Linked DNA regions of Mus musculus: all the other regions are linked to region 3. Evidence: chromatin loops called from intact Hi-C (ENCODE). Cell type or tissue: left cerebral cortex. All regions are shown on one strand.

Evidence for each region. Hi-C counts contacts between places; a loop is a spot of excess contacts. Peaks named below come from ENCODE experiments on the same cell type or tissue, not always from the same donor. Only the 100,000 strongest peaks of a DNase experiment are listed, where the experiment ranks them.
Region 1: a loop joins it to region 3, with 5 times the contacts of the local background. A loop is called at or near these places in 23 of 42 quality-filtered maps.
Region 2: it touches region 3 in a loop (2.3-fold over the local background); 21 of 42 quality-filtered maps call a loop at or near these places.

The regions. Positions count from the first base shown.
Region 1 is chr11:59,294,722-59,302,721 of GRCm38, forward strand. No RefSeq gene overlaps it. Among named protein-coding and RNA genes, the nearest start is that of Wnt3a, 8.0 kb to the left of the region's middle. In left cerebral cortex, CTCF peaks have their summits at 3,428 (motif pointing left) and 5,648 (motif pointing right); DNase peaks (open chromatin) are centred at 3,432 and 5,659.
Region 2 is chr11:59,480,612-59,488,611 of GRCm38, forward strand. It overlaps Zkscan17 (zinc finger with KRAB and SCAN domains 17), which reads right to left. Exons shown (of 10, transcript NM_172941.4): 10 at 4,909-7,206. The coding sequence ends at 6,455. Among named protein-coding and RNA genes, the nearest start is that of Zfp867, 12 kb to the left of the region's middle. In left cerebral cortex, CTCF peaks have their summits at 2,827 and 3,029; DNase peaks (open chromatin) are centred at 2,806, 4,131, 4,518, 5,255 and 2 more places; H3K27ac peaks cover 1,593 bases.
Region 3 is chr11:59,226,510-59,234,509 of GRCm38, forward strand. Arf1 (ADP-ribosylation factor 1) reads right to left here and starts at 1,758. Exons shown (of 5, transcript NM_007476.3): 1 at 1,664-1,758. In left cerebral cortex, CTCF peaks have their summits at 470, 4,091 (motif pointing right) and 4,955 (motif pointing left); DNase peaks (open chromatin) are centred at 30, 487, 1,175, 1,811 and 1 more place; H3K4me3 peaks cover 2,619 bases; H3K27ac peaks cover 2,231 bases.

The sequences.
Region 1 (8,000 bases), 68 kb after region 3:
TGTGTGTGTGTGTGTGTGTGTAGTACTGGAGACCAAACTCAGGGATTTGCATGCAAGCCATCTGACACAAAGCCACACCCACAGCCAACATATGCTTTTTTAATTTTATTACTTTAAAATTGTTTATGTATATGAATGTTTCCCTGAATGTATGTATGTATGGGTTTCACATTTGTGTCTGGTACCCAAGGAGGTTAGAAGTGGGTATCAGATTCCCTGGAACTGGAGTTACACATGGTTGTAAACCACCATGTGGGTGCTGAGAACAGAACCCATGCCCTATGCAAGAGCAGCAAGTGCTCTTAACCACTGAGTCATCTTTTGAACCTCTTTTTTTTTATGTGTATGGGAATTTTGTCTGTGTGTATATATGTATGTGTACCATGTGCATGCAGTATCTGTTGAAGCCAGAAAGAGAGTGTCAGATTCTCTGGAACTGGAGTTACAAACAGTTGTTAGCCACAATGTCAATAATGGGAATTGAACCTAGGTCCTTTGGAAGGGCAGCCAGTGCTTTTAATCTCTGAGCTATCTCTCTCTCTCTGTACCCACACCTTCTTGTTTTATTTATTTATTTATTTATTTATTTATTTATTTATTTATTTATTTATTTTTATTTTGGTCTTTTTGAGACAGGGTTTCTCTGTATCGCCCTGGCTGTCCTGGAACTCACTTTGTAGACCAGGCTGGCCTTGAACTCAGAAATCTGCCTACCTTTGCCTCCCGAGTGCTGGAATTAAAGGCATGCACCACCACGCCCGGCTTCTTGTTTTATTATTTTATGTGTATGGGTATTCTGTTTGTGTATATGTCTGTGCACCATATGAAGGATGCTGAAGGAAGCCAGAGGGTATCAGATCTCCTGGAACTGGAATTACAAATGGTTTCCAGGCGCCCTGTAAGTGCTGAGAACAGAGCCCAATCCTCAAGAAGCACTTCCATTGCTCTTAACCATGAGCATTTCTCCAGTCACACATGCTACTTTAAGTTCGTTTATTATTGTCCTTTGAGATAGGGTGTCTTTATGTAATTCTGGAACCTGTTGGGTAGACTGGATGGCCTCTAACTTGAAGATATCTGCCTATCTCTGCCTCCTGAATTCTAGGATTTAAGACATGTACCACTGAACCTGGCTAATTTCTTCAACACCTGTAGTTTCCCACAGACCAAAACCAGTATCTACAGACAGATATGTGCACCATCTTTGCTTTTAATGGTAGGAACAGCCTCCAAGCCCAGCCTCACAAGATCTGTGAGAGGCCTTTACAACCATCTGCACTAAAATGAAGCATACTTGTATCTAACAGTCTCCTCAGACAGCAGGGGACATTCTCCACCACACTTGGAGCTTTCTGGCGAGGTGCACCCTGGGATGCCTTGGCACACACTATTGAGAAAGACAACACAAATGTAAGCAAGTGGGACTGTGCCCTAGGTGGTTGTGTGGGGCTGACAGGAAGGAAAGAAGTGATTCAGCCACATCTGCTCCTGGGGCTGTCCTTGAAGAGTGAACTTCCTTGACCTTGACCTCTGGTCTCCTACTTGGTCCTACCCTCCTCCTTAGTCACTTAGCAGTTGTCTCTGTTAGACACAGCTGTCTGTGTAGATTGTTCCGTCCTGTTGATGGTGTGTTCCTTTCTTCATAGCCGGTGAGCTTCCTGCTCATCTGGGACTGCTTTTCCTCTTGCACCTTCATCCCACAACTGTGTTTCTCCCCCCACCCCCCGCCCCCCACAACTTCTCCAGAACCAACAACATTACCACATCCACAGCTGTGCCTCTGGCCATCATTGATATGGAGTGCCTTTGCAGGGCCTTTGCAAGCAAGGCTTCCAACTCAAGATGATCCAGCTCTGAGAGTCACCTCATTTTGCCTTCTGTGCAAGGATGCTTGTATGGTCTATGTTTAGTCTATATTCCATCCCAGCACGCATTGTGGTTGCTCCCAGCCTATGCAGGGCTTTATTCAGACTGGACCCTTGCTTTCTGTCTGGCCTTGTGCTGGGCAGGTCCAGCCCTAGCAGCTGGTCCATTTGTGGTTCTGTGTACACCCGCTGTCTGGATGTCTGCTTCCTCAACTGCACCCCTTGCTTCAGCATCTTGTCTTGCTGACTTTTCTTGGTCTGTATCTGTTATCAGATTGTTTATTTCTTACCTTGGGTCCACCCTCTTTCCTCCCTCCCTCTCTTCCTTCCTTGCCTGCTTCCTTCCTTCCATTCTTTCTTGTTATTTGAGATAGCAGCAAGGTCCTGTAACCAAGGTTCGTCTTGACGGAGCTCTGGATGACTTGATCCTGATGCCTTCGCATCTGCGTGCCTTATTTTCTTAGCTTATAGTAATGCTTATGGTCACCCCCTCCCTCAGCCTTTATCCAAAGTTTTACTTTCTGTGGTTTCAGTTCCCCACAGTCACCAAAAGTCCAGAAACTCTGTGGAGGGAAATTCCAGAAATACACAATTCATGAATTTTAAATGTCCCTACATTATGTGTAGGGTGGTGAAATCTGACTCTGTCTCATATAGAATGGGCATCATCCCGTTATTACCCCCAACATACCCACACTGTGGACTCTGCCCTCTCCTTAAGTCTCTGTTCTGAGAGCGACTGTGCCTCCATTTAAGTGACCCTCTCTTTACTCAAGAGCTCCAAAGAGTGGTGACCCTGGAATTCAAATATGTCTTAGAGAAGCTAGAAACTGTTTCCTTTAATTAAAATGGTAAAGGTCTGTAATAAAGAAAGAAAAACTGGAAGTATACTGGGCTTGTCAAGGGCTACATAAAACTGAGTTGTCTGTCCTCAGAGCTGAGAGGAAGGAAAGAATTCTGTCTATTCTGCGCTTGGTTGTTTAGCTCCTAGAATGCCCAGTTTATAAATTCAATGTCACCACAGGTATGTGAGGGGAAATTAATATATGTAGGACTTTGTGGTTGTTACTGGTTTCGTGCATTTGTGTGAGTTTTTTGTTTTTTCCTCCAGAAGTGTTGTGAGATGCCTTTGCTTGGACCTTCTGTGCAGATGTGTGGCATCATGGAGAGAGATGGGTGCAGGACCCCAGCCTCCGGCTTGCCTGTGGAGCCAGCATCACATCCCTTGTCGTGGATGGGATGAGCACACACTGGAGAACCAGTGGTGAGATCCGAGGACCCAAGCAGCTGGTTAGATAGAGCCCTGAACTCTGGAATCCTATGATTCTCAAACCAAAGGGGGCACCTCAGAATAATAAGAAAATGGAATTCGGAGATTTAGAAAGAAATCACAATGCCGAGGCTCTCTGGAGCCCTAGACTTGTGTCACCGCGGGTCAGAATCTATAGATTCATGTTTGGCGTTCTGATTCCCAGGCTTTTTAGCAGGAAGTTTAAGGCTTGAGACCATTTCAGCCTTTCTTAGTGACAGAGTTCTGCTTTTCAGTCAATACTGCCACCCTGTGGAGATGCTCAGGGCGGAGTAGCTTAGAAAGGACTCGGTGTTCCTTTGCAAGTGAAGCAGGATTCCTGTAGTTGTGGATTTTGTGGTGTCTCCTCTCAGAAATCTCCACAGTTCCATGGCCCAAGTCAGGCTTTGGCTTGTGTGGATGGTGCATCTCATGACAGTGGAGACTGTCACTCCTCCCTGCTGTGTGCCAAGCTCTGTGTGGACCAGGCAGGTTACTCCCCTTGGGAGATGGAGGTGTCACCATCCTTGACGTTTATGTCAGCGGACATTCCTGTCCTAACCTAGCTATGACTGTGCAAACAGAATGGAGCCAATCTGCTGAAGAGGCATCAGCAGGCTCATGCTCACCACAGCACCATTTACAGCGGCCAAGAAACAAAACCCAAGTGGCCGCCAACAGAGGGATGGATAAATGAAGCGTGGCTTGCTCTACTTTTATTTGTCGGCCATGAAAATGGGTGTCTCTTGTGATAGGAATTTATTTGATTAGAGGATGGGATACAGAGCAATTAAGCCAGGCACAGAAAGACAAACAGATGTTCTACTCCATATTGGAGAGCTAAAAATGTTTATCTTAAAGGGGAAGTATGTTTACAACCATGGGAAAAATCTCCCTTCCACTTGGGGTTCTTCTAGCCTCACCATTGATGGGCCAGGCCTGCCTGGGGAGGGGACAGAGGGATCACTGGAACCTGAGGGAGAGGTTTTCCCAGGCAGGTTGATTATGTAGACTCTTTCCCTAGGGAACAAGTGTGTGGGGTGAGGGGCAGACAGTGGAGAGGAAAAGTCACTGACCAATGGACTTATCCATGGATTACCATCTTTCTTGGTTGAGGGAGGCTAAGGTGTCATGACCTTACTCCTCCATTTTCAGCCTGTAGATGAATCATTCAAGGGCAGGGGAGAAAGCTGGATACACCTTTAGGATGTGAGCTCAGCTTTGAGACCTTTCTGTTTCCACAGCCTTGGAAGTTGGGGGCCCAGCTTGTTTTGCCCAGATCAAAAACTAAGTTGTGGACCTCACCTGGCCAAGATAAGCTTGGTTGGGGGCAGGTGTAAGCAACATCTGCAGGGGAAGTGTAGTCTCTTGCTGCAGTGGGGCAGGCACTTGGCTAACCCTGACTCTGTCATCAGGAATATTTCCAGCCCAGAGTTAAAACCAGGGAAAAGATAATGACATGGGGCCGGGGGAGACAAAAAAAAATTTCATATCTGCTGAAGGTAGAACAGCGCTGTGAGATAGAGACATCCAAAGCACCTTACCCTTAGTGCTTGCTGTTTGCATGTTACATCCCAGAAAAGCTCCACTCTGGTCTTCCCATGTAGCCCCTGCTCTACCCACTACAGTGTGGTCTGAACTTGAGCCCTTGGCACCTTCAGACGTTTCAATCCATCTCCTCACCCCGTCTCATTCCTCTGCAACTCTGCTTCTCATTGGGGTGGGTTATACCTCTCCTGCCTTCCCTTGCCTCTTGAACTAATTAGCTTGTCTTCCTATAGAGAATATCAAAGGTTTACTTAGAAGCAGTTTGGGAGGCTCAAAGTCTAGCGTTGGGCAACTAAGCTGGACTCTGGAGAGGGAAGCTGAAATTATGATGGGAACCCGAATAGGCAGGAGAGATCTGTTGGAAAGCAGGAAGCCAAAGAGAATGAGGGATTTAAAAAAACAAAAACAAACAAAAAACCAAAACAACAACAACAACAACAAAACAACAATGCACTTGGACGAGGACTGTAAGCAACTCTACCACTTTAAGTACCGGCGAACCAGTCACCTTCCACTTGATCTCACTTTTTTTTTTTTTTTCCCCTTGAAGTAAGGTCTCACTATACAGCCCTGCAGTCCTGGAACTCACTGTGTAGAGCAGGCTTGATTTGCCTTCTGGGTGCTGAATTAAAGGTTGTGCCACCAGGAAAGGCGAAACAACAGCATATCTTTGAGACAGGCTCTCATTCTGTAGCCCAGGCTGCCCTTGAATTGGCAATCCTCCGGCTCCAATCTCCTGAGAACTGTGATTATAAGAATGTTTCACCATACCCAGCTGATACTTATTGATTTCTCATTTAACGTCATTGTTGTTAGAAAAGGCACATGTTCTATGCTGGGATTTCAGGAGTTAACCCCCAAGCCTGCGTTAGATAGCCCTTCTTTCTTTTTTCATTTATTTTTATATTTTATATGGCTACGCACCACTTTTGTGCAGTGCCTGCAGAGGCCAGAAGAGGGCATTGGCTCTTCTAGTACTGGAGTTAAAGACAGTTGGGAGCTGCCATCCTATGAGCACAAACTGGGTTCTGTACAAGAGCAACAAGTGTTCCTTAACTGCTGAGCCAACTCTCCAGCTCTTGGGCATCATTTCTTAATGGTCTCCAATACCACTACCTAGAAGGCCAAGATCTCAACACATAAACCTGGGGGATATACTCACCCCAAATTCAATTCAGCTCTTCTCCCAAGGGCTTCAAAGACTCCTTCTGGACCTCCTCAGAGAAGACAAAATAACCAGAGAGAGCCTGAGAGAGACCAGGCAGCAAGGCATCTGCTGTGCAGGAAGGACCAAAGGTCTCATCCACACAAAAGCCAGGCAGTGCAGATTACTAATCCCATTGCTGGGGAGACACGGGAGACAGGGACGGGAGACAGGGACGGGCAGACCCTTAGGAGGAGGTACAGGGATGCATGGTTGAGCTGGAGAGTTAGTCAGCTGTAAAGAGTGCCTTTTGCATTTGTAAAGAGCACAGGGCTGGGTTCTTAGCACCCACCTGGCAGGTTACAAGCTGTCTGTAACTCCAGTTCCAGGGCATCTGATGCCCTCCTCTGTCCTCCAAGGACATCAAATACACATGCGTAAGCAAAACACTTATACATGTAAAATCAAAATAAATAATTTTTAAACAAAGATATCTTTATTTATATGAGTACACTGTAGCTGTCTTCAGACACACCAAAAGAGGGCATTGGATGCACATTACAGATGATTGTGAGCCACCATGTGGTTGTTGGGAATTGAACTCAGGACCTCTGGAAGAGCAGACGGTGCTCTTAACCACTGAGCCATCTCTCCAGCCCATAACATGAAAGAGAGAGACAGAGAGAGAGACCTGAGGGTGACCTTTGGCTTCATCTTCTACAACAGCCAAATGGCCAGATCAGCCCTAGCAATCAACAGATGTCTCTCTCTTTCCTTCAGACACGGAAGGTCAACTGTATGAAACAGTGGAAAGTTTAAAAACAAAACAAAACAAAACACAAAACAAAAACTATTGATAAATGTAGCAACATCTTTGAGGGCCAATGGGGCTTCAGGCTGGAAGAGCAGCCATGGAAGGTGTGTACACACTACTTAGGCAGAACCTGTAGTCAGAAACTCTCTGGATGGGGCTGGAGAGGTGCCTCCATGGTTAAGAGCACTGGCTGCTCTTCCAAGGGTCATGAGTTCAATTCCCAGCAACCACATGGTGGCTCACAACCATCTATAATGGGATTTGATTCCCTCTTTTGGTGTGTCAAAGACAGTGTGCTCATATACATAAAATAAATAAAAATCTTAAAATAGATGAAATTCTCTGGATGAAGCAGGGTAGGATGGTGCACAGCTGTCATCTCTGCACTTGAGCTGGAGGCAGGAGGAGGATCAGGAGTTCAAGGACAGCCCGGGATACTTAAGACCCTGCTTTTTAAAAGAAACAGAGAAAGAGAGCGGGTCCAGAGGGAGGTATGGGGATTCACTTCCCAGCATGCAACTCGGTGTCTAGTACTGCATAAGATGGCACAATACTCAACTAATCCCTGTATTTGTAAAGAGAGGCAGGAAGATCAAAAATTTAAGTTCCTTAACTATATAGTGAGGCCAAGGACAGGAAGGGAGGAGGAAAGGAGGGAGGGAGGAAGGAAAGGGAAAGGGGAAAAAGAAGAAAAGAAACAGATAGAAGGGCCTTTCCAGCCATTCTATAGTTCACCAAAGAGGGCAGAGCCAAGGGCTTTGAGGATGTGGTGAGGGGACCAGCAAGGATAGACGCCATGACGTCTGTGGGTGGGCTGGGGATCCACAGTGGAGATGCTATCAACACTGCTCTCACTATGTGTTCAGCTGGATGTGCTGGGCTTCAAAGCAAAGCTCACTCTTCCCTGGGATGCAGGAGGTAAGACTGAGAGTCCCTGCCTGGCAAAGCAAGCATTGAGGAACCCAGCGATGACATCCCCACTGTCGCAACAGAAGAACAGAAGGTCATTTTCTGCGCCCCAGCCAGTACCCACAGAAAAACAGGGCCTGGGAGTTGTATCTGGCGTCTGAATATTGTCTTGTAAAAACAATTTAATAAAAGTCTTGCACAAGGGGGCTGGTGAGATGGCTCAGTGGGTAAGAGCACCCGACTGCTCTTCTGAAGGTCCAAAGTTCAGGTCCCAGCAACCACATGGTGGCTCACAACCATCCATAATGAGATCTGACTCCCTCTTCTGGAGTGTCTGAAGACAGCTACAGTGTACTTACATATAATAAATAAATAAATAAATCTTAAAAAAAAAAGTCTTGCACAAAAGAAAAAAACAAACAACAAATTTCT
Region 2 (8,000 bases), 250 kb after region 3:
AGTCTCAGGCAGTGTGACAGGTCAGAGAGCCTTCTCTGCAGCAGTTCTTACTGCTTTTACAGCTGTATGACCTGGGCGGAGACCTCCAGAATCTTTTACATTTGAGGACTTTCCTCCAGTTTGAGAATGTTTACTTCCTGAGCCTTGTAAGTTTCGTACACTTCCTGAGTCTTCTAAAGATGATTTTGTATAATTTTATTTTATGTGTACAGGTGTTTTGCCTGCGTGTATGTCTATGAGCCATGAGCCTGGTACCCTTGGAGGGCAGAAAAACGCATCAGATCCCCTGGAACTGGAATCATAGATGTTTGCAAGCTGCCACATGGGCGCTGAGAAATGAACTCCGGTGATCTAGAAATGCAGCCGCAGGGAGCTGCCCTGACTCTCCGTCTCCTGGAGCAGAACCTTTCGGTCCTTGTTGTGGCAATGGCAACTTCCATGATAGCACCTCCTGATCAGAAAATTTATTTTGATTTCTTTCAGTTATTAATGGGGGGGGGGGAGCAGCTCTTAACCACCAACCTCTACTTCCTGACTCTTTAGAAAAAATTATTCATTTTATTTTTATGGGTGTGGGTGCTTTGCCTGCATGTATGTCTGCATAACACATGTGTGCTTGTTTAAGCTTGGAGGTCAAAAGAGGGCATCTGATCTGTACCGGAGTTACAGACAGCTATGAGATCCTATCAGGATGCTGGGAATCAAACCTGGGTCCTCGGAACAATTGGCCAGTGCTCTTAACTGCTAAGCCGTCTCTCAAAGACCCCATTCTTCCTCTTAATGAACCTTTCTCCAAGATGGGATGTTTCAATTAGAAAGAATTGCTATACAACATGCATGAGAACGAAGTATTTTGTATATGTTTACATATTCATATGCTTCAGTATATGTTTATTCTTTCTGGTAAATAGTTTATTTTGCTTGACATCTGAAACATATACACATCCACAGGGGCTTAGTGTCAAGTTTCCTGGACGTGCATATGGCTTGTACTCTAAACTTGACATCTCTTTTTTTGGTTTTTCAAGACAGGGTTTCTCTGTATAGCCCTGGCTGTCCTGGACCTCACTTTGTAGACCAGGCTGGCCTCGAACTCAGAAATCCTCCTGCCTCTGCCTCCCGAGTGCTGGGATTAAAGGCATGTGCCACCACGCCTGGCTAACTTGACATCTCTTTACCCAGCCCACCCACACATCCTTTTCAATTTCTACCTATTAGTATATTCTATTTCAGAATCAGGTTGGTGTTTTACCTTCTGTACATGAGAGATGGAATGCACACCAACCCCTCCCCCATTAATAACTAGGAAAAAATTAAATTTTTTTCTGAGCAGGAAGAGCCACCATGGGAGTTGCCATTGCCACCAGGACCAAAGGGTTCTGCTCGGGGCACCCAAGAGCCAGGAAAGCTGCCTGCAGCTGCTAGTGAAGCTATACAGGTGTCCAGCCAGACAAACCACCTGCATCTTTAATCAGATTGTGCTGAGAAGGTCATTCTTGTGTCACACTAACCAGCCACTTCTGTCCCTGTCCTGGATGATCTGAAAGATGAAATGCTTCTTGACTGAGAAAACAAAACAGCAATAGTTATGGGGACAGTCACAGACGCCATGCAGGTTCTAGAAGTCCCCAAGCGAGTGGGTGCATTGCAGGTGAGCAGCCAGGCTCACATTCTCAAGACCGGGTTAAGAGTCTCACCTTTGGCCCAGCAGTGGTGGCACACACCTTTAATCCCAGCTTAGATCTTCCTGATGAAATGTTCTCACTGTTAAACATGTGAGCATATTCCCAAATGGCACGTGGCCAAGCTGTTAGTGACTACACGACAGTTGCTGGGCCATCCCCTTCCTTCTCCCTAGCATTTGTTGTATCTGAACAAACACATCTTTCCCCCTACATCTCCTCCACTCTAAAACTTTGATTTGACATAGTTGGTGGCAATGTTGGAACTGGTCGGAGGCAGGAGGCCCTACTCCACTCTGGAAGTTCCAGCATAGGACCTGTCTTCAAAGCAGGTGAAAGGGATGGGCGTTTCCCCTCATCACTCCTCAGCAGGAGCTTCTCTGAGATGGCCAGAGCCAAGAGCACTGTCTCTCTTTCCACCCTCCTAAGGCCCTGAGACCAAGTATCAACCCTTGAGGCTGTCCAGTAAGGAATTGCTGAATTTCTTTTTTTGTTTGTTTTGTTTTTTTTAAGATTTATTTATTTATTTATTTATTTATTTAATGTATATGAATACACCATTGCTCTCTTCAGACACACCAGAAGAGGGCATTAGATCCCACTACAGATGGCTATGAGCCACCATGTTGTTGCTGGGATTTGAACTCAGAACCTCTGGAAGAGCAGTCAGTGCTCTTAACCACTGAGCCATCTTTCCAGCCCCCCAAAAATGTGTGTTGTCCAGGCTGGCCTTGAACTCTTTTTCTTTTTCTTTCTTTTTTGAGACAGGGTTTCTCTGTGTAGCCCTGGCTGTCCTGGAACTCACTCTGTAGACCAGGTTGGCCTCGAACTCAGAAATCCACCTTCCTCTGCCTCCTGAGTGCTGAGATTAAAGGCATGCACCACCACGCCCGGTTTGGCCTCAAACTCTTGATCCTCCTGCTTCTGCCTCTTTCAGCAAATCCTACCAATGTGCACCACCACAACCAGTGGTTTTCCTTCTGGATCCATCTATAAATGACACCTCAGGACTGCCGGGACAAACTGTCCAATTTGCTGAAGGAGTTCTTTCAAGTCCCATGTTAAAATTTCCCATGTTTGTCAAAATCCTTTTTTCTTTTCAATCCAGTGTGTTAGTCTAAAATACTTTGAGCTTATGGTGACCTCGTGTGGTTGCTTGTATAATTGCAGGTTGGAGCTCAGCAACTCCCAATTTGATCCCATGGCATTAGCTACACTAATGAAGATTAATTGATTGAACTCCCCCCCCCCCCCCCATTTAGAAAGATAGCTTAGTGGTCAGGTGCACATACCTCCTTCAGAGGGAGCAAGAGTTCAGTTCACAGCCCCCAAGCTGAGGAGGCTCGGAACAGACATCTCAAGGTAGGCCCAATTCCTGTGACTGACAACACACACTCATTTTGTTTGTTTGTTTGTTTCAATTGAAAACCAAAGAGATGAAGTTCTGTCTCAGTTTATGGGGTGGTTTCTAGGTGACTGGAACCCTCAGTAGTCCATCTCTGGTAGCATGAGACCCCCAACTGAATCGCATTCCCCCATCACCTGATTAGAAGGGGCATTACCAGCTCACCCAGAAAGGGTGTATAGGAAAGGACTTCTCCCTTAGTTTTCGCTACCTCAGTTCTCAGAGTTCAGGCCTTGACGAGAGAAAACTGTCTTCCGCTGAAACTTTGTCTTGTTGTTGGTTTTGTTGTTTGGTTTTTGTCTTTTTGAGATAGGGTCTCTCTACTCACTACATAGAGCAGGCTGGCCTCAAACTCTCTCCCTCTCCCTCTCCCTCTCCCTCTCTCTCTCTCTCTCACACACACACACACACACACACACACACACACACACACACACACACACACACACTACCGCATGAGCTGGGACAGGAAACAGGAAAAATATACAGTTAGATATTGGAGAAATGGCAAAAGACGGAATGCTACAAAAGGTATTGATGGAAACACTCATATAACTCCTGAAATAAACAAGATCATACAAAGTGTTGATACAAAAACCCAGCTGGGTGTGGTGGCCCGCATCTTTAATCCCAGAACTCAGCACTGGAGAGGCAGAGGCAGAAGGATCTCTATGAGTTTGAGGCCAGCCTGGTCCAGGACAGAAAGATCCTGTCTCAACATCTGGGCTTCTCTAGAGAGTCATATCACTGGGGGTCTGGATAGTGAGTCCTACAAACAACCCCAAAGCAAGCCTACAATCCATCTACTCAGGAAGTTTAGAAGCAGTTTTCAAGTTCAAAGCCAGCTTGGGAAACTCGGTAATAGTGAGGCTAGGAATACAGCCCTGTGATAGCAAGCAGAAGGCCCTGGGCTTACTTCTGAGTTCTGAGGGTTAAAAAAAGAAAAGTGTCTGGCCTTTGATGGAACCAGCAAGGTGATGTAAATTTCCCTCCTACTGCCTGGTCTAAATTCTGCTCTTGGCTGAGGGAAAATCATTGAGTAACTTGGACCAGATCCCCACTAACAGGTTGACTCCCTTCTCACTGTGACGCATTGTCAGGGAGGGACCTTGTGGGCCACTGTTCTCACCTGAGTCCCTGCCAGGGTGAATTGCTAGGACCATAAACCTGTGTTCTGATAACCAGCTTCACACTATTTTTACTGAAGTCTAACATGAATCTCAACTCACTGAGTTTTTATTATGCCCCTGCACCAGCTGTGGGAAGCAGAGGACTGGAGAGCCTGGATGTCCAGTGTCGGCCTGTAGGTTTCTGTGGGCCATTATGAGGAGGCATGGAGGAGTCAAGTGAATTGACACTTCTCAGCTGAGGCCTCAGACAGCAGCAGCCAGAAGGGAGATGAACACTAAGGTGACCCAGTAAGGACAGGACGTTTAGTGGAGGTTTGCCACTGTTCCTCAAAACAGGTAACTCCTACTTACTCCTGAGAGGAAGAAACCTAGGATTTGAGCTTCTACCGGGCTGCTAGCATAGGTAGAAATGACATTCCAGTTATGGTGATGCCCTGGCGGGCTCTGGTCAGCAGTGAGGGCTCCCTGACCGTATCTGGTGCATGCTTCGGACACCTCCTTTATTAACCCTTGCAAGTTTGGTTATTAGCTGACAAGTACACAGGTGAAGAGCACCATGTCCCTCCCTGGGTAACTGAAGCTCAGGCGACAGGATAAATAGAAAACCCTGGTCTCCGTGAGCAAGGCTTCCCTCCCTTGACCACAGAGACCCAACGCCTCCCTCTCCAGACACAAGGATAGAAGAAAACTATTTAGAAACTAAGAGCTTCCACAGTTTATTTCTTCTCCAAGGTGTGACCAAATGGTTTTATTGCATTTACTATTTCTGGGTGATGCACTGAGCAGAAAAAGAAACTCTGTTCCAAAGTCTTAAGAGTCTTTGATTGGGTCTGGACTAGAGGCTTCTTCATGTGAAAATCAGGACAGAGAGCACCAGAGGCCTTGAACTCATTTCCCAAACCTCCTATCTGCTGAGAGCCGTTACAGCCCACTGGCTGCCTGCAGCTCTCAGGTCCAGTCACAGCCACACTGAGCCTGGCCAACACCAGTGTGCCAGGGCAGTGTGGGACCACGTGTTTGGTTGCTTGAGGTTTCCTAGCAACAACAACTCCCAGACTCTCAGGCTCTGAACTTAAAGGCCATGGATGAAGATTCTCCCTGGCAGAGGACAGCAGCCCTGAAAGCAGACAACTGAGCTCAACATTCAAAGGAATGGCTGCCTCAAGGTTGCATTGGTTCATCTGAGGCAGGAACAGCAACAGCACCATGGGATTAACTGGAGTTGTGGCTATGTCCACTCAAACCCCAGTGTTGAGGTCCTGACTCCTAGTACCTCAGGATGTGACTGTATTTGGAAATGGCCACTCCAGATGAAGGTGGGGCTCTGCTACAGTAGACAGGGTGAGCCCCAACCCAAGACTGGGATCCTTGTATAAAAGGTAAGCTTGGAGACTGACACAGCGGAGATGAAGGCAAAGATGGAGAGATGGTTGTACAAGTCCCCGGGGACAGACAAGTGTCAGTGACCATCAGGCCCAGAATGATTCATTCCCCCTTCTAGCCTCGGAAAGAACCAGCCCACTGACACCGGACCTAGCTTTGCAAATTCCATAACTGTGACAATGCTGTGTGCTGTTAGAAGAGCCTATGTTTAGTACTAGTGACGACAGCGCTAGGAAGCTAAATAAATGCCTTGGAATCTCTACCCATGAAGGACGACTTCACAGAAGCTTCTGTTCCAGGGCAGGGCTTGCCCAGAAGAGCCTTGAGGGCCTGGCTCTCAGCTCCTAGACAGGACGGGAAGGAATGTGAGTGGTGACAGGCAACTTCCAGCACACATTTCTGAAGGGTCTTGGGGCACAAAGAAGATGTGGGGATAAATTCATTAACTTTCAAAATGTGACCTCCTGATGGCCAGTGGCCTGGCCGTCGGTGGATCTGTGGGATGCTCCCCTGGCTGACACCCTGACTAAACCCAGGCTGACTTCTGAGGAGACGTCAGTGCAGGCTTTTGGCCAGCTCCCTACTGTATTCACCCCATCCCTAGACACCACTGGGATGGGGGTAGCCCAGCCCCACTGAGGGCCAGAGCAAGTGGCTGAAGATCCAGAGATGCAGGTCTTGAGGTTGGATCACCTCCCTGGGTTTTGGCACAGTAGAAGGAATGCGCAGGGGACTGCTTTTTATCTGGGGAGCAAGAGGCATGGCACCAGAAGTTAGACACTACCTGAGAGCAAAGGGCAGGTGGTGAGGGTTCTGTGCTGGGGCAGGGGCTGGCTTGTGGGGCCACACCCTGCTCAGTATGAGTTGAGAGCCTGCTTGGAGCGTCGCTTCATGTGCAGGCGCTCATGGCGGAGGAGGTCATAATTCTGTCGGAAAGTTTTGACACAGTACCGACACTGGAAGGGACGGGTCTCATCCTTTAGATGACAGTGTCTACGGTGTCTCACCAGATGGTCATGCCGCTGGAAGCTCTTCTCACAGTCCCCACACTGGAAGCTCAGCTTGGCTTTGCTCTTCTCCAGCAGGTCGCTGGCACCCGTGCCCTCTGTTTCCAGAGCTTCTTCCTCACTCTTCTTCATGGGCTGCTGGCTGGCTGGCTGCAGGTGGATCCGGCGGTGAGAGATGAGGTGTGAGTTGAGGCGGAAGCTCTTCCCGCAGGCAGTGCACCTGTAGGGCTTCTGGGCCTCGTGGGTCTCTAGGTGACCATCCAGGTCCTCGCTGTCACTGAATAACTCCCCGCACACTGAGCATTTGTGTGGCTTCTGCTCCCTGCGGCTGCGCAGGTGCCGGATGAAGTTGACCCTCCAGCGGAAGATCTTTCCACAGTTTGGGCACACGTAAGATTTCTGTGAGGTTTGCACCTCCCCCTCAGCACTAGCGTTGCTCTGGTGGGCTGGGACACTGTGCAGGTCTTCTGGAGGGCTCCTCAGCTCCTCTGTGCAGTATGGGCTGTGCTGGGAGTCCTCATCCCCAGAGCTGGACAGCACGATCTCGATGGTCACCTCCTGGTCCAGACTGCTCTTGAGGGCTGGCGGGTCACCTCCTGCTACAGGAAACCGGTATGGTCAGTGGAACTGTCCAGATCTTAGGGACCCTACTTAGAAAGGCTTAACTGTGGGCCCAGACTCCCTGGGGTTGTAGTGTTCCTTGGTGACTCCTGAGGGCCTGGTTGCCCAGTACAGGCTGTTGGGATAGCAATTGTCTCTTTCTTTCTGGCTTTCCTGCTGTTTTCCCCTAATCCTTCACTTTCAAAACCATTTCTTCCTGAGCTACTGGGACTTAAAATTCTAAGAACTGACACTCACCTGTGAAAAATTTCAACATTTATATTACTTGCCAGGCGTGGTGGTGCATGCCTTTAATCCCAGCACTTGGGAGGCAGAGGCAGGCAGATTTCTGAGTTCGAGGCCAGCCTGGTCTACAGAGTGAGTTCCAGGACAGCCACAGAGAAACCCTGTCTCAAAAAAAAACAAAAAGAAAAGACAAAAAACAAACAAACAAACAAAAAAGTGCTACTGTAGACTACAAAGGTCTCTTCTTTATGCACTAGGAGATGAAATATCTATGACAGTCCCAACCAAACTGACTGTGCCCCCAAACTCAAACACTCAACAGCTGAAGTAACCCTCAGGGTAGCAGAGTGCCACTATATCTGGGACAGCTTTTCAAAAGCCAAATTGACTTCTATGTAGAACCTAGAATTTTGAAAGGAAGACTGGAGAGACAGCTTAGTAAAGAGTGCTTGCTGCTGCTGGACACTGGTGACGCATGCCTTTAATCCCAGCACTTGGGAGGCAGAGGCAGGCAGATCTGAGTTCGAGGCTGGCCTGGTCTACAGAG
Region 3 (8,000 bases):
TCCAAACCAAGACTTCACGAAGGCTAGAAAAGCACTCTACCATCTAGCTCCTAAACCTTTTTGAAGTAGCAATTCTGTACATCTGCCTCACAAGCAAGAGAACAGTGTGGTGATCCAGTGACTCAGACCCATTTTCAAATCTAAGGATAAGTGAGAGACATTCCAATAAGGGAAACCTTTATGCCACAGAAGACAATGTAGTTCACACATCTGTGACTGGCCCTTACACCACACAACTCTCTGGAGAAACAGAGAAACCAGGTAGTAACACAGTGCATCAAATCTCATAGTTTAGGCTATTTCTGCTAGTGCTGCTAAAAGTTCAAAAGTGAGGACACTATAGTCACCTATGTCAGGCACTGTGGATACTGGCTAAGACAGAGGAGAGACACGAGGCCAGCACACAAAGCACCATGGCACCTCACTAGTCTTCTGACAGACACGGCAGAAACCACCAGAATCAGCCTGCAGGAAAAACTGCTGACCACTAGTTGTGAAACAAGAACTACAACAGAAGACTCCAACATGGGTTGTGGCATCAACTACTGGGCTCTCCAATGACTTCTGGGACCAAGAGCAGCTGACCCTTCCTTTCCTGACAAAGCAGCCAGTTGCTGTTTGAATGGGAGAATTCCTTCTTGATGTGAACAGAATCCCTAGCATTTTGCATTTGTTCTATGTAGCTAGACCATACAACATATGTAGCTACCTACACTACAAACTGACATGGCACGACCACCCTAAATGGACAGCCAGAATTGTGTACTGGACCTGGTCTCTGTACCTGCGGACTGCTCAGAGGCCGGGAACGGGTTATTCCATGGGCAGGTTAAAGATTCTCCAATTCAGAATGGCCTTTCTAATCCACCCAAAAGTGCATAAAGGAGCCGGTCAAGAGGCGAAACAAGGCTCAAACCCCTCCGGGGGCCATCGGCACCCCAATGCAGATCTCACCGACGATATTCGGGGCCCAAATCACGGCTAATTGGGGATCACAGTGGGTATTCTGGTATCCCCCGAGATCCGCAAATGCGCGTGTTAAATCCCAGCACCTGGATCCGCAGTTCGGAGCCCCTGTCCGACACCTGTCCCTTTCCCTTCCCCCTTCCTACAACTTCGGTCCTCCAGGCCGACAGGAACCGGACTCGAGAGACAGAAGAGGAAGACCTCGCCACCCGAGTGACCTTGACGTCGTCTCGGGGCCACCCGAGCCTCAGTTTCCCCAAGCCCGCGGTTCATGCCGTATCTGAAGCGGCCGGCTAGCCTTTAAGAAGGAAAACCCCGTGACCCCCCGAACCCTGCTCCCCGCTCCCAGGCTCTCGGGCCGTGGAGCCTAGGAGAGGCGCAGAGAGGAACAGCAGGAAACCTGGCTTCCTGGAGAAGAGCCGGCGTCCTGGCCGGACTTCCGGGCTGCGGCCCGCGGCGGGCGGCCAGGCAGGCGTAAGGGCCGCGGAGTGGGGGAGGGCCAAGCGGCCGTGGGCGACGCGGGACTCCGGGGCGTCCCGATCCTCTGTCCGGCCTGCCGCCGAGCTCACTGAGCATAGACCTCAGGCCGCCCGACCGGACTCGGTCCTTAGCAGCCGCAGCTGAGCGCCCCCTTGACTCCCACGATGACCAGCCCGCGGCCTCCCCAGTTTCGGCCTCAGCGCGCCCCGCGTCTCACCTCCGCGGCGGCTGCTCCCAGCCAGGCGTTGGTTTCGCTCCCACAAGATGGCGGCGCTGACGGCAGCCACGTCAGCGCCTGCCGCGGGGCACGCCGGGGGAAGAGGGCGGGCACGCAGAGGGCCCCGCCCCCACACGGATGGCGCTTGCGCGTCTGCACTTTGTAGCCTTCACGGGGCGGAGCCGAGGTCGCTCTGTTTCCGGATCGGGTCCCGGGCTAGCACTCTGGCTCCCGGCACTAGAACGAGCAAGGGTGTGGTGTATGGAGTTCCGTGTCCGCCGGCGCGTGCGCACGCGCGCCTTCCTGCGGAATTCCAGCCCATTCCGCGGATGCGGGGGTTGAGGCCAGTAAGCGTTCTAGAGCGCCAAGGTCAGAGTGGGAAGGTCGTGTCAGCCCTAGGAGGTGTAATGTCCTTCTCACAGTACCCCAGGGTCTCTGATATTCCAGCTGGGCCCTGGAATTGAAGAGAATGATGTGACCGACAGATGGCCAAAGTGGGAAGAGGCGCAGGCCAAATGTCAGACAAGCACCATGTCTCCACACTGGTCTTGGACCTGTGTGCACGCTCAGAGCTGACTGAGAGGACCAGACACCTGCATGGGCATAGCACTGCCTGAGAGGCAGTGATGGGGTGGCCTCCTTCAGGGTGCAGGTGAGGAGGAATCCGTTAACTCTCCCCATCGATGCAGGAATCAGGCCCAGGCTCTGTCCTCCCTATCCAGTTCTTCCACCCCGTGTGCTGTTGGGAGAAGTCCCACAGGTAGGAGATGTTGAGGGCCCTGGGAGATTCTTTTGAGCCTGGAGCCCTATCTATTGAGTTAGCAGGAGACAGTTCTGTTACCAGGGCCTGCTTCAGCCACTGTTGTGTCCAGGCACAGGGTACAGGGCATCCTCACTGTGTTTGGGGGTTGAGACCTCCAGAGCTTTCTCCCCAGAGTTGTGGGTGCTGAGCCTGGCAGGATTCGATGCAATAGTCACCTTCTTGACCCTAACACATCCCTTTCCATCGCTCAGGGCTCCATTTTCAAATGCTGCTTCTGTAAACGTCTATGGGGGTGCTTGCCTGTTCTCTCTCACCCTCAACACACAGCAAGTGTTTATACAAAGCCTTGGGTGTCGCTGCCTGCCACCAACCCTGGAGAAATGGCAGGACATCTCCTGAGACCTGTGATTCCAGCCATGCCAGAAGCCTGTCTTAGCCTCATGGATAAGTCGACAAAGAGATGGGGTGTCCAGAAAACCGCAGGCTAATAGTCAAGAACCAAACTCCCTTTCTGTACCTAAAAAGGCTAAAATTATGAAAAAATGGAGACAGGGTGGTAGTCATTCTGTTTATTGTAATGTGACCACTGTACATTGTAGTCCCGCTCAAAACATCACTCTGTACCCCGTAAATAATTATTTGTGTCAGTTAAAATTTTAAACAGCCTTTGTAGATATTTAATATCCACATGTGTAATGGATGATACATTTGAAGTGGATACCTACCTAGGCAGGCTCTTCCTACCTCCCCAGGTCAGCTGAAGCCACAGTGAAATTTTCATATTGCACATGAACTTTGAATGTTAAATTGTATATTCACTTAAATATATATAATTTTTCAAGATTTACTTATTTTATCTATATATGTGAGTGTCTATAAATATGTATGTATACCATATGGGTGCCTGGTGCCCAAAAAGTCCAGAAGATCCATTGGAACTGGAGCTACTGATGTTTTGAGTTACTATGCAGTTTCTGGGAACCAAACCCAGTTCCTCTACAAGAGCTGCAGTGGACTTGACCACAGAACCATCACTCCATCCCCAAGTGTGTATTAAAAAGGAAGTTGGACAATTGAACTGAAGAAACTCTTCATACTATTGTCACAGAGGACCCAAGCTCTGTTCCTAGCTCCCAACTGCCCATAACTCCGGTTCCAGGGACTCTGAAGCTTCTGCCTCCACAAGCACGTGCATAAACCACACACAGTTAAAAAAAAATCTTAAATTTTTAAAAATATTTATTTTTTAAAAAACAAAATCTTTAAAATTTTTAAAAGAAATAGAAAGCCAAAGAAACTTTATTTTGTGAGGAGGAACTTAGCAAATTGAAAAACAATATGGAGAGACAAGATGGGGTTTATGTAAGATACAGTTTTTTGAAAATGATAAGACAGATTGCTGGATGCCTACTCCCAAGTGAAGAAACTTACTTCCTTCTTTCATCTGTGCTTCTGCTTTGAGCCCTGTCCCAGTGGGGTGGCGGGGGCTTGAAAACATATGTGTGGGAGCCCTGAGTGGGCATGACTAGGGACAGACCCTACCAGGAAATAGCAATTGCTCGGGTAAACTGAGGCTAACTCTTCCACAAGGTTGCTTAGAGACCAGGAGTCCCTTTTCCTATCTGAGGTCCCTGGATGGACCAGCTCTGGCCAGGAGGGGGCGAGGTGAGCTGTGACTGAAAGAAGCTGTCCGTGTGGCTGTCCAGGATCCTTCCGCTACCTGTACTAGAAAGCTGGGAGTGCCGATGGCCTCAAACCTCCACTTCAGCTGATCATAGGCCAGGGAAAAGTCCAGGGCCTCTTCTGTAGACTAGTCTACTACGAGGTTTACTCCTAAGCACCTAGTCAGAGGCGTGGATCTCCAGGGGCCTGGCCTCCTGGTTTTGTCAGTTGCTAAAGAGACAGATGGACTCCTAGAGTAAGACCAGAGAAAGGAGGTTCAGTGAGGTGAAAGGAACTGTGTGTGCCTTGAAGACCCCATCCTGTGCCCCAGGCAATTTCTGCAGTTTCTGTAAGATGGATGGCATTCATGCCAGGCTACTGATGCTTAGAGATGTAGAAGTCTCTCTCTCTCTCTCTCTCTTTCTTTCTCTCTCTCTCTCTCTCTCTCTCTCTCTCTCTCTATATATATATATATATATATATATATATATATATATATATACACACACATACATGTGCACACTTGTGCATACGTGTATCACACACACCTGAGGTGGAGCCCACTGAAGTTTGCCCTCCACATCTCTTTCCCTGACCCCTTAGGGCTCAGGCACTCTGGTGATTTGACAGACTACAGTGTTCTCTGGGATTCCTATGCCAACAGGGAGCTCAGCGCTGCACCAGACCACTTTTTTTTTAAGTTGAAGTATTATTTTAAATACTTTTTAAAAAATTAATATTTATGGGGCTGGAGAGATGGCTCAGTGATCTTCCAAAGGTCCTGAGTTCAAATCCCAGCAACCACATCACCGGTGGCTCACAACCATCCGTAATGTAATGAGATCTGACGCCCTCTTCTGGTGGATCTGAAGACAGCTACAGTGTACTTAGATATAGTAATAAATAAATCTTTTTAAAAAATTAATATTTATATGAGTACACTGCAGTTGTCCCTAGACACACCAGAAGAGTGCATCAGACCCCATTACAGATGGTTGTGAGCCACCATGTAGTTGTTGGGAATTGAACTCAGGACCTCTGGAAGAGCAGTCAGTGCTCTTAACTGCTGAGCCATCTCTCTAGTCCCTCTTAGGGGCCTTTTCCAGCAGGAGTTTCTGAGCAGGCTAACTGGCTGAAAACATAACTTCACAGTGCCCTGAGTCTGTGCAGCACTGAGTCTCATTAGAACTCCACTTGGTATTATGTCTTATGTTCAACGTGCTCATACAATAAAAACTCTGGACCCTTAGTACCTGCTTACAGGTGGAACTTTACAGCTTTAATCACTTCCCCAGAGGGAGAGCTACAGGGAGAGCCCTGCCCTTCCTGAACTCTTGTCCCACTCCCTTTTCCAGGTCTTGAAGACTGAGAAGATTTTTTTTCTGTTTTTTAGAACACAATTCCTAAAATTCTAGGAATCTGGTAGTGAAGTGTAATCCTTGTGCTGATAAACCAACCTTCTGCAGCCCCTGGGTAGCTACCAGGTGGGGCTGCTCACTGCAAGACCAGGGCTAGATCAGAGGGTGGGGACCCTCATCAGCCTTATCTCAACCCCCAAAGAAGGAGGGATGGAGATTGAGTTGGATTGCTGATAGCCAGTGGTTTAATCAGTGTCCCCGTGTAACTAAGTGTCCATAAAACTGCTAGAGATAGATGTTCAGAGAGTCCTGGAAGCTGAACATGTGGAGGGGTCCTGGGCGGGAGAAAGAGGGTGGCCAGGGAAGGCATAGAAGCCTTCCACATACCTGACCTCTAACACCTGTCTCTTCATCTGTATCCTTGATAATTATTCTCATGATTAACCAGTCAACACAAGTTCTGCAAGCAAATGAGTACAACCCAAGGAAGTGTCTAGGAACTCCTGTTTGTTTGTTTGTTTGTTTGTATGTTTGTTTGATTGGTTTTGTTTGTTTGTTTGTTTTCAAGACAGGGTTCTTCTGTGTAGCCTTCCTAGAACTCACTCTGTAAACCAGGCTGGCCTCCAGCTCAGAGATCTGCCTGCCTCTGCCTCCTGAGTGCTGGGATTAAAGGTGTGCACCACCACTGCCTGTCAGAACCCCACGTTGATACTGGTTAGCAGGAGGAGAGATAATACACCCTGGGGCCTACTTCAGCACCAAAGTGGGGACATCTTAGAGACCCGTTCTCCCTCCCCACAATTCTGGGATCTGAGGCTCCAGACACACAGCCTCAGGCCTGAACTAAGTGGGAAGGAAGGAGCTGCTTTCTGGAGAGCAACAGTCCCCACACCTTTTGGAATCCCTGAAGTCCCCTGTTCTGGCTGTGACAAGAGACTACAGGAGAAACTGAGTTTGTTTTTTCTATACAAGATCCATCTCCTATTGCCTATTCCAGGACAGTTGTGAAGGAACTCTCCCTTGCCACAAGGGGGTAGCCCTGTCCTGAGTCCCAGGGAATGTATGGCCATCAGGGGGTGAGCTCAACCTGGTCTACCCAGCAGTCCAGAGAATCACAGCGCAGGTCCAGGAATGGAGAGCATTGGCTCCGGGACCTTTCTCAGTTCTAGTCTCTTTAAGTATCTTGCTTCTCCTTATACTTAATCCAGCCTCAGTTTCCCCATCTCATGTATAGCCCCTCACTCAGGCCAAGATTTCTGCTACTGGGATGGTATATATAGATGTCACCTCAGTTCAGCTCTGGCTGGCTGCTTGGAAGGCCATCTCTGCAGTCAAGGACTGTTTTCTTTCTGTTCTTGGCTTCATGCCACACCTAAATGGTTCGATGCAGAGGTGGTGAGGGTGAAGGCCCTCACGGTACACTTTGGCTTTATCACCCTCTGGTGGGTAGCTCCAGTTTCCTCCCCTTCTGAATGCAGTAGACCGCATTCCCAAACAGCAAGGTCAATTTTTAAAAAAAATTTGATACACTATGATTATGATACAAGGCACAGTGTGCTAGCCACGCATGCTGCACCCTGTGGTGTTTCCCTCTCCTCAAGCAGTCACTGTTTTGGTATTAGAGCCTTGGGCTCTCCCTTCACATCTTTTTTTTTTTTTTTTTTTTTTTTTTTGGTTTTTCAAGACAGGGTTTTTCTGTATAGCATAGCCCTAGCTGTCCTGGAACTCACTTTGTAGACCAGGCTGGTCTCGAACTCAGAAATCCACCTGCCTCTGCCTCCCGAGTGCTGGGATTAAAGGCATGTGCCACCACGCCCGGTTCTCCCTTCACGTCTTTATGGAGAACAGTGAACTTACTGCTGTGATCTTCTTGCCATCTTGTGGAGTAGCGGAACTTACTCCTGCTCCATGCCTGTACCTTGACTTCCATCACCCAGTCTCCCTCTGTCCCTTCCTTCCTTCCTGAGCATTGAGTGTCCAGTATTCTCCTGTCTTCTGGTAAGGTAGGTCAGCCTTTCTCTTTAATGAGTGAGAACACATAACACTTGTCTCTCTGTAGCTGACTTCTTTCCCTTACAATAGTGTCTATTCGTTCTGTCCAATACAGCAAGTGAAAGGACACCATCTTAGTTTTAATAGCTGAGTCCTAAAACTTGTGATTTCTGTCTCAGATCTGAGTTGCCTGAGTGATCAGAGGATATTTGCTTCACAAGCAACAAGATTGGAGACCAGATCCACAAAACCCCATGTAAATGCCAGATAAACACATCAGCCTAGCTTAAGTGCAGCCTCAAAAGACAGAGGTAGGGGGATCCCTATTTTAATAAGATAAAAGGGGCTAGAGAAATGGCTCATTGATTAAGAGCACTTGCTTGCCGGGTGTGGTGGCGCACACCTTTAATCCCAGCACTTGGGAGGCAGAGGCAGGCAGATTTCTGAGTTCGAGGCCAGCCTGGTCTACAAAGTGAGTTCCAGGACAGCCAGGGCTACAGAGAAACCCTGTCTTAAAAAAAACAACAACAGCAACAACAACAACAACAAAAAAACCAAAACA